Linked DNA regions of Homo sapiens: region 1 is linked to region 2. The links are chromatin contacts, found by Hi-C in ENCODE. All regions are on one chromosome and are shown on one strand. The core of a region is the stretch at or near the end of the contact, and the rest is flanking DNA. Distances in the headings are between cores, read along the strand shown.

Region 1 (4,591 bases), core at 1,264-3,763, 1.2 Mb before region 2:
CTGATTCTGATCTATTTCTCAGGGGGTGAGGGGGAAGGCAATACAGTGAACTTGGAAAAAAGAAATATTGAAATGTCAATATAATATCTTTTATGGGTTCAAGAATTTATCCTAAACTTTATCTTTTACTGTGACAGTCCCAGAGTCCTCAATAAGAGCTTCAAAAATTTTAGTGGGGTTTCTGGAAGAGTGCTATCACTATCTGGAAATTTCTAAAAGGCTTCTCTCTTTTTATAAAAAAAAAAATTCCTATGTTAAATCTATGATTTGTGATTCTCAACAATGGAATACTAATGGATACTCAAAAAACACTAATTGCTCATTTTTTTCCTAATTACGAAATGTAATAATTCTTTAGTGAAAACATTAAACATGATGTCATTTTTAAAGTGCCAGACTTTGTATTTAAAGCATTGCCACAAAATAGATAGCTTACTTATTTTACAAATAGCAACACAAAAAGGGTCTTCTGTGTCTTTAAGTCTGTTTAGCATATCTGAAAGTGCTTCTTCCTCACACTTAGATATTTAAGGCAATTGCCCCCCAGTTTATTACCTTATCTCAATTGTATAATTTTCTTAAATAGAATTCAGAGAAATAGTCATAGATTTAAATTTTTAAACACTAATTAAGCATTGGTTGATTCCCATAATACAGCTGGTAGTCAAAGTGGACAAGATAATGAATTGACTGAGATCACTGTTCCATCTTCATCCAAGAAAGCTGCCTCTAAAAAAAAAAAAGACCTTAAATTGCTGTAGAAATCCAATTTGTAAGAAGCAAAAGAAGCATATAGATGGGAAACACCAGCCAGGATCACATTAATTTTGTGACTAACTGCATTGCTTAGAAGAAGAAGAAGGAGAAGGAGAAGGAGAAGAAAGAAAAGATGACAAAAATAATAAGTCCACTCAAATCCCAATTTTAATCCAACAACATAACCAGAAGAAAATGAACTACAAATACAAAGTTCACATCTTAGTGATCTAGTGAACACTACACACCGACAAAATAATTTTTAGCTTAGTAAGAAGTAAACTCCAATGACAAGAAAATATTATAGGATTGTGATACCTCATTGCTAAAAAGTAGATTATAGTAAGAAATTGGGAGTCTAGGAACTTGCCATCATGGAAACTCCATGATTGATTGGTTTTGAATGTGCAGGTGTGGGAAACTGACAAATCATTGTAACAAAAATCTTAAACTTACTAGAATTGAAAATCTATGCAGGAAAAGTCTCTGTGACAAACTACCATTCATTTAGCCACCTATTCAAATAAAAGCTGTGACATAACAGAGATCTAGAAATAAGGGCATGGTTTCCAATTTTTTGTTGGAATGTTCTAATAAACTATCTTCTCAGGTATCAACTATATAAGGTCACGACTGACCGCTAATTGACAGGCAATTTATCGGCACCAGCAATTTACATTAAAAATAGTGGGCTTGGAGATATTTTCAAATATGTTTACTATGAGTTAAGTTGAAAAATAAAAACCACTATAATCAGTAAGGATTTAAAAATAAGAGATCCATATAAAATGCTATAAGCAAAGGAAAATGAGAAACATTTCTGGGGAGACACAAGTGAGTTTTATTATACTTCTTCTTTTAAGTTTTAGAACTAAAGTAATAGTTGATATTCAACCCATAGAATCATCCTTCAGGGGCATACACATCTAGGTTTGAATGCGGAAAACTGTTTTATTGTTTTTTTTTAATTTTTAGGTTTCTTTTTCAAGAACTTTCTTATTAAAACTTAAATACTTATTGAAGTGATTCATGAAACCTCACAGAAAGGGGAATTCATGCTTGACACATTACTTAACATGCTCCATAGCTTCCCCACTGTAGTTCATATGCTTCTGAACATATTTTACCTGGGAAATAATAGTCTTATTCACACACACACACACACACACACACACACACACATCCTTCCACATAAAATGCTATAAGTCCCAGGAAACTGACAAAAGCAACATTAAAATTTTGTGCAAAATCTAAACTCCATTTCTGAATTCCATCTATGAAAATACAACATTGGTTCTATTTAACTAAGTGCAAAGTTTTCTCTCTGTTTAATATGCATAATAAACATCATCCTTACCATTATCTGTAGAATAAAAGCAGCAACGTGTTGCTTCCTGCAGTCACCAAATCAAGTTTTTTCTTCCTTTCTTTCTAGTAACTTCTGTTTCACCAGCAAGATTAGGAAGAAAATAAGTCTTGAGTATTTGCCTCAGTATTTCAGACCAGAAGATAGTGAAACTAGCTTTTAGTAAAAAGAACAGGTCTGGTATTTTACAATTACTTCTGCAACCCAGAGGTACCTCCTAGACTCTGGTACCTCCCTCGTTCTCTAAGTTTCTTTTAGTAATGAGACTAATTTTTCCAGTAGTCTTGAACTCCCTAGATTTAACTGACATGGAAAATGTGACTAAAAATTTGTGGAACTGTCTAGCCTCCAACCCTACACAGAATCAACTTTGTTGTAAATGTTGAAGAACACCTCGCAAGCAGCTACATGCTCAGTTTATACTCCTGCGCTACGCAGCAGAGAACACCAAATAACAGTGCGCCATCTAGTTAGCAAGCTGCAATCTCCATGCTAGAAGGGGGGACACTTTCAAACCCTGGGAGTTAAGAACTTGTCAGGGTTCAGCTGCTCTAAAGGTCCAATTGTTTGTTTAAATAAAAAAAAATATCGCTACTGAGATAATCCACATCTAGTGGATATGGGAAAATTTAGGTTATAATGGCACTACAAACTTTTACATCTAACTTTGATTTACAAGATAAAAGCAAGTTTTAAATTAAAAGGGCTTTCTGTTAATAGAGCTTATTATTCTGAAGACGGGAATGATTTTCTTCGAAAGTTGTCCCTGGGTGCATGCCTATTATCTTTGCTTTTCCCCTTCCACTAATGAGCATTTATCTAAAGAGCCTGTTAATCCTCTGATGTGTGCTTCTGGTCAGAGGTAACAGTTTGAATAAAACCACTAATCACTGATCACTAAATCACTGATCATTAATCACACTTTCCAGTGCCCATGACTGGGCCATTTTTTTTCCTTTAAGTCTATGCATCACAAACAAGAAGTTCAACATTTTCGATGCACATATATTGTGTGGAGGTTACACTATTTCATCTCTAGATGTGAATAAATACTAAATCCTGCCACAGACTTGGGGAAGGATGTCAATTAGACCCCAGACAGGAGTTTCACAAATGCCTACCCTACAGCATGGCTTTCGCTTTGAAGAAAGTAGATCTAATTATAAGAAAACATGTGTTCTTCAAGAAATTCCCACATATTTGCAATATAAACTTTTCTTTATTTAGTTTTCACCAACTCCAAATCAGGGACCACTCCAATCCCCTCTCTCCCTCTATCCAAAACTCTGTTAATACTTTTTTAAATTTAATTTCTGCTGCACACCTCCCTCACGCCCCCACCCCCCCACCCCCCACACCGAGGGTTCTTTTTACTTTGATCCCTTGCAACAAGTCATACACAGGGTCTTTATTTCAACTGCCAGATACGGAGGTTCTGACTCAGTTCAATGACTTACGTATTCGACTTCCTCTTTCAACATAGAAACTTAAGGTTAAGAGCTAGAAACTAACGCACGCAGCAATTTATTGTATGGAAGTTTAGGTTCAACGACTCACATTCCCTCACTTTGGAAATGAAACGTTTAGTCTTGATCCTTTCAGCTAAACCTGATTTTGTCAGCATCCCTCTTCTGCTAAAGGGCAGGCACTACGTAAAGTGAAATACTTTGTTTGCAGTGGGTGTATTGCTTTCCTAAGTCACCACCACGAGGACAGAGTATTATCATAACGCTTGCAAACATTTCCTGATTTGCCTTTTCTATCAGGACTAAGCATTTTCGCCCTAGAGGAGAAGGCTTACTGGTGCCTTTCTTAAATAATACAAAAGGGCGGATTGCGCGCTGATCAGGTACAGTGGTCCCCTCAGACCCCAGAAGCTTTTACCCACACTCCAGGGACCGTGCTCGCCCCAGGGAAAGCTGTAAAAAGGCGGGGGCGGGGCTAGAGTGATAACGGTGTAGACGGGGGAGTGGTGGAGAGGGAGGGGCTGGGAAGAGAGGGCAATAAAGATGCCCAGGGAGCCGGCGATTGCACGAGTGTGTTGTGGGGAGGGTAGGGGGATGCAAAGCAGAGTTGCTTTGTCAGCATTCTAAGCTCCTGAACCCTTGAGGAGCTCAAGCCGTTAATCAAACACTTACTGGCCTGCAGAATGACGTAATGGACCTGTATCCAGTCTTTATTCCTTGACACATGTCAGAGAAGGAGGGAAAAATAAAAATCAAACACATTCTGCAGACTGACAACGAAATATACAAGTAGCCCGCTCCAGTCCCCGGCCTTGAGCAAGCATCAAGTGGGGGCGGCACCGGTCCAGGGAAAGTTGGGGATGGGGGTGAGAGTGTGGACAAGGTCTAGGGCTTTATCTACCAGACGCCCCTTAAAAATAAATCTATGGCAAAGAAGAAGCGGGATGCAGCTGCTGAGAGAAAACATCTCCTTGGTTCCTTCCTTCGCATCTTGCCCCTCTAA
Region 2 (4,355 bases), core at 1,748-4,247:
AGGTTGAAGGTGCCTCTGCAATCCTATAGGAATTCCTGAGCCTGGAGAACAAAAAATCAGAGGGACAGACAGCTCAGAAGATCAGGACCCACTACCTTGGCAGGCAAGCAAATCTTGACCTTGCCGTTGGGAAAAGAGGAAAAATGCTAGGAGGGTCTGTGCTTGCTTCCCAGAGCACACCCGTCTCAATCGTCCTCCAAACTTTCTTTTGCCACAGCAAGTCAGTTTGTTGGCTGCCTGGCAGGGAAAGAAATCATATTGGGAAACATTAATAAATATCTTATCTCCCTTAGCAGAAGACAGGGAAGGAAGATTATTCTTGCTTAAAAGTGAGTAGAAATTCTGAAACTCAGACCCAAATTATTCAGAGCTCGTTCTCCTTCTATAAACGACCTCCACTGATTGGTGGCTACAACTCAATACTGACAGGACATGCAGACATTTGAAAACAGTGGGGCATGCCAGGACGCCATGGACATGTCTGGTAGAAAAATAAGATACATGTTGAGATCCAAGACAAGAAGAGAACAAGCAGGGTGCCTTCCTCTAAATAAGCATGTCTTGAGAGGGGTTTTTTTTTTTTTTTTTTTTTTTTAATGATAGGGACACATCGGGGAACTAAAAAAAGTCCAGATAAATTTGATCAATAAGGTGCACCATAAATCTCAAGAATTCAGTCCCCAAGCTTTTTCTTGGCGAGAGCGCCACATTTAAGGAGCAAAGCTTAATTTGAGATGCAATCCAAAGCCTTCCCCCAGCACCATCCCTCTCAGACAAACCTGCTTGTGGCTCCTCGGCCGACAGATGAAATCTTGTCTCACCATTTTTGGTGAGGAGGGACCCAGTCGTCTGTGGAGCTGAGACCCTTTCTCTGCGCGCAGGGTTCGGGGCTACGGTGAAGTGGGAGGGGGAGGGAAGAATGTGGAGCTGGCCTTGGCCGCCGTGTGCACCGGCAGCTGCGCCATGGCCAGAGGTGAGCTGGCACAGGCGCCGGCTAGTGGGGGCTCCCCAAGCTGTGTTTTCGTTTTTCCGGGTCTGGCCGGAAAACCGAAGAGGCTCAAAGCCCTGGCTGAGCAGGGCGGAGGCAGAGAAGAGTCGGTAAACACCGCCCCAAAAACCCCACGAAGGCACCAAAAAATTCTGGGCAGCCGAACAGAGTCAGAGGCGAGAATTTTAAAAAGAGAGAGAAAATTAAGAGTGAGGGGATGTGGGCAATGGGCCTTTTGCTGCTGCCTGTGTCTCTACGCTCGCATGGCAGTTCTCATGCTGGCTGGACTGCAACTTTCAACTTGACCTTGGCCTCCAGCCGTGTCTGACCAGTATGTAAAACCGCCTTCAAGTCCCCAGGAACAGGGGCCTAGAACCCTACTCTGTCTCTTTGTCACTGTGAGTTTTACAATGCCACTTGGAGGGAGGAAGGGGGGTGGTGAAACGGCCAGAAAGTAACAGAAAAATCAAGTCCCTACAGAGGCTAGTTCCTGAGTCTGCAAATGGCCAGTCAGGGAGAAGGTAAACTGGGGGCAAATCAATATTTACCCAGAACTGCTAAAAAGTCAAGAAGGAAAGGGCACACTTGGTGGGGGGGTGGCTGGTGTGGGGGTCATAGAAGGTTTTATTGGGCGACACTTACATTGGTCAGGACAAATCCAGGATCAGGACAGATAAAAGCCCAAGCCCAGCCACATTGGTCTGGATCCTGCAGGAAGCCCAGGGGCCTTAGACAGCAGATGGTGGGGTGTGTGTGAGGGGTGGTATGCGTGCTGCTCTGAGTTTAGGGCTGAGTGTGCAAGCTAGGAGCAGAGGACAGGTCCAAGCCTGGCTTCTCACCAGTCCGCCTGGGGTGGAAAAGAATCCAGCACTCTCCCCAGCACTATTCCGGTAATGTGCCCACTTTCACTTTGAACGCTTGTTCCTCTTCTAGGCATCTGACCAGCTCACAGTAGTGAATCAGGAAGTGGAAGTATGTGGCTCTAAAGCAGCAGGACCCCCAGAACCCCTCGACAAAACATGGCAGCTACAAGACGGGTCGCTGCTTGGTTCTTCAGCACCAACACCCTACCATGCTCCCAAGAAAAGGTTGCATTTCCCAGGCACAGAGGAAAGGCTTCTTGGACTGGTTCTTGGGCAAAGAAGGACTAGGCACCCTCTGCAGGCTGGAGATCCTACTTGAGGGGAAGGCAGGAAGTGGCCCCAAAGAGCCCCTTTTTCTTGTCCCAAAATAGAGTGAAATAGCGGGTTCCCAGATTCCTGGAGAGTCAGGTCCGGTCCACAAAGAAGCGTGGCTTTAGGGCCCAGAAGGGGGGTTTAAGTCCCAGCCAGAAGCACAGCTGGGGCTTGTTCCTCTTAAGCCCCTTCCAGAACTAAGCCAGCCATACTGGCGAGGTGGGAGCATGGATGAATGGTGCACAGGGATCGCTCGCTCTATCTCAAAGTCTCTGGAGGAGGAAGCGTTGTTACCAGGTCAGAGCAAGGATCAGGCTGTATACCTAAGTGTGCGAATGTGAGTGTGTCAGTGTACACTGTGTGTGTGTGTGATGAGTCGTTCTGAGTCTATGGGTCTAAATGCAAACATATGAAATTGCTCACTAACAGTGTGGACAGGGAAGGGATAGGGGCTCCTAAATGCAGTCCAAGCCTCCAGTGGAATGTCCTGGGACCCAGGCATATCCGCAGGAACCGATAAGCAGCAAACACCCTGCCACTGTTTCCCTGGAAAGAGCAAAATCGCAACTCCATCGAAGCCGAAGGCGCCGATGTCCGTCCTGTGGTCTCACTGCAGAAATACGCGCCGGTTCCTGGAAAGAAAACAGTCCCAGAGGCTCCAAGAAACACCCATTCTGAGCTAGGCTGGTCCCGTCCTCCCCACTCTCCCATCCCTGACCGCCGGCAGAATTACCTGACCTGTCCCCACTGCTCCAGATCGCAACCCAATCGCGCGCCCACCTCCCCTCCCCGCCTGGTTGCGCGGGTCTGGGCCCCACTGGGATAAAGGAAGGGAAGGGGGGCGGAGATGGGGCCGCCTTCCTTCCCTGCCCCACCCGCACGTTCCTCCGCCTCTCCCCCGGGTGAATGGTGCGCGGCCGCGCGGCTGGCGCTGGGGACGGCGCGGGCCGCGGCGGGGACGACGGGTGCACCGTGCAGAGCTGGAGTCGGAGCCGCCCGCTTTGCATACGCCGTGGGCGGAGCGGGGGGGCCGGGCCAATGGGCGGCCGCCTGGCGCGACCCCGCGGGGCGCGATCCGCCCCCCTCGCTCGGGCCCCGGCCCCGCGCCGCGCGCTCTTCACTTCTTGGGGGCTTTTTAAAACAGCGCCACTGGGGTCTTCTCCATGCGGCTCGGGCTATGACAGCCTCCGTGCTCCTCCACCCCCGCTGGATCGAGCCCACCGTCATGTTTCTCTACGACAACGGCGGCGGCCTGGTGGCCGACGAGCTCAACAAGAACATGGAAGGGGCGGCGGCGGCTGCAGCAGCGGCTGCAGCGGCGGCGGCTGCCGGGGCCGGGGGCGGGGGCTTCCCCCACCCGGCGGCTGCGGCGGCAGGGGGCAACTTCTCGGTGGCGGCGGCGGCCGCGGCTGCGGCGGCGGCCGCGGCCAACCAGTGCCGCAACCTGATGGCGCACCCGGCGCCCTTGGCGCCAGGAGCCGCGTCCGCCTACAGCAGCGCCCCCGGGGAGGCGCCCCCGTCGGCTGCCGCCGCTGCTGCCGCGGCTGCCGCTGCAGCCGCCGCCGCCGCCGCCGCGTCGTCCTCGGGAGGTCCCGGCCCGGCGGGCCCGGCGGGCGCAGAGGCCGCCAAGCAATGCAGCCCCTGCTCGGCAGCGGCGCAGAGCTCGTCGGGGCCCGCGGCGCTGCCCTATGGCTACTTCGGCAGCGGCTACTACCCGTGCGCCCGCATGGGCCCGCACCCCAACGCCATCAAGTCGTGCGCGCAGCCCGCCTCGGCCGCCGCCGCCGCCGCCTTCGCGGACAAGTACATGGATACCGCCGGCCCAGCTGCCGAGGAGTTCAGCTCCCGCGCTAAGGAGTTCGCCTTCTACCACCAGGGCTACGCAGCCGGGCCTTACCACCACCATCAGCCCATGCCTGGCTACCTGGATATGCCAGTGGTGCCGGGCCTCGGGGGCCCCGGCGAGTCGCGCCACGAACCCTTGGGTCTTCCCATGGAAAGCTACCAGCCCTGGGCGCTGCCCAACGGCTGGAACGGCCAAATGTACTGCCCCAAAGAGCAGGCGCAGCCTCCCCACCTCTGGAAGTCCACTCTGCCCGGTAAATGACGACCTATTCCCAGCCCTGGTCTTCCGGCTCTGCTCCAGCTTCTTCTCCGCTCGCACCCGGGCGATCCCGGGTGCGTTTCTGTTC

What was found. A loop is a pair of places that touch in the nucleus more often than their neighbours do. Pooled maps may share reads with other maps.
Region 1: a map of B cell shows a loop between it and region 2 (9-fold over the local background). The contact joins the promoter of CREB5 here to the promoter of HOTTIP in region 2. A Hi-C loop is called at or near these places in 3 of 168 maps with a recorded cell type or tissue (B cell, ascending aorta and sigmoid colon) and 11 of 50 pooled maps.

Annotation. Positions count from the first base shown.
Region 1 is chr7:28,410,440-28,415,030 of GRCh38, reverse strand. CREB5 (cAMP responsive element binding protein 5) reads right to left here and starts at 2,513. Exons shown (of 11, transcript NM_182898.4): 1 at 2,114-2,513. The coding sequence starts at 2,116. RefSeq lists an enhancer at 2,427-2,516.
Region 2 is chr7:27,199,063-27,203,417 of GRCh38, reverse strand. It overlaps HOTTIP (HOXA distal transcript antisense RNA), which reads right to left and starts at 2,997. Exons shown (of 3, transcript NR_037843.3): 1 at 2,897-2,997; 2 at 780-2,795. HOXA13 (homeobox A13) reads left to right here and starts at 3,327. Exons shown (of 2, transcript NM_000522.5): 1 at 3,327-4,262. The coding sequence starts at 3,341. RefSeq lists an enhancer at 456-980.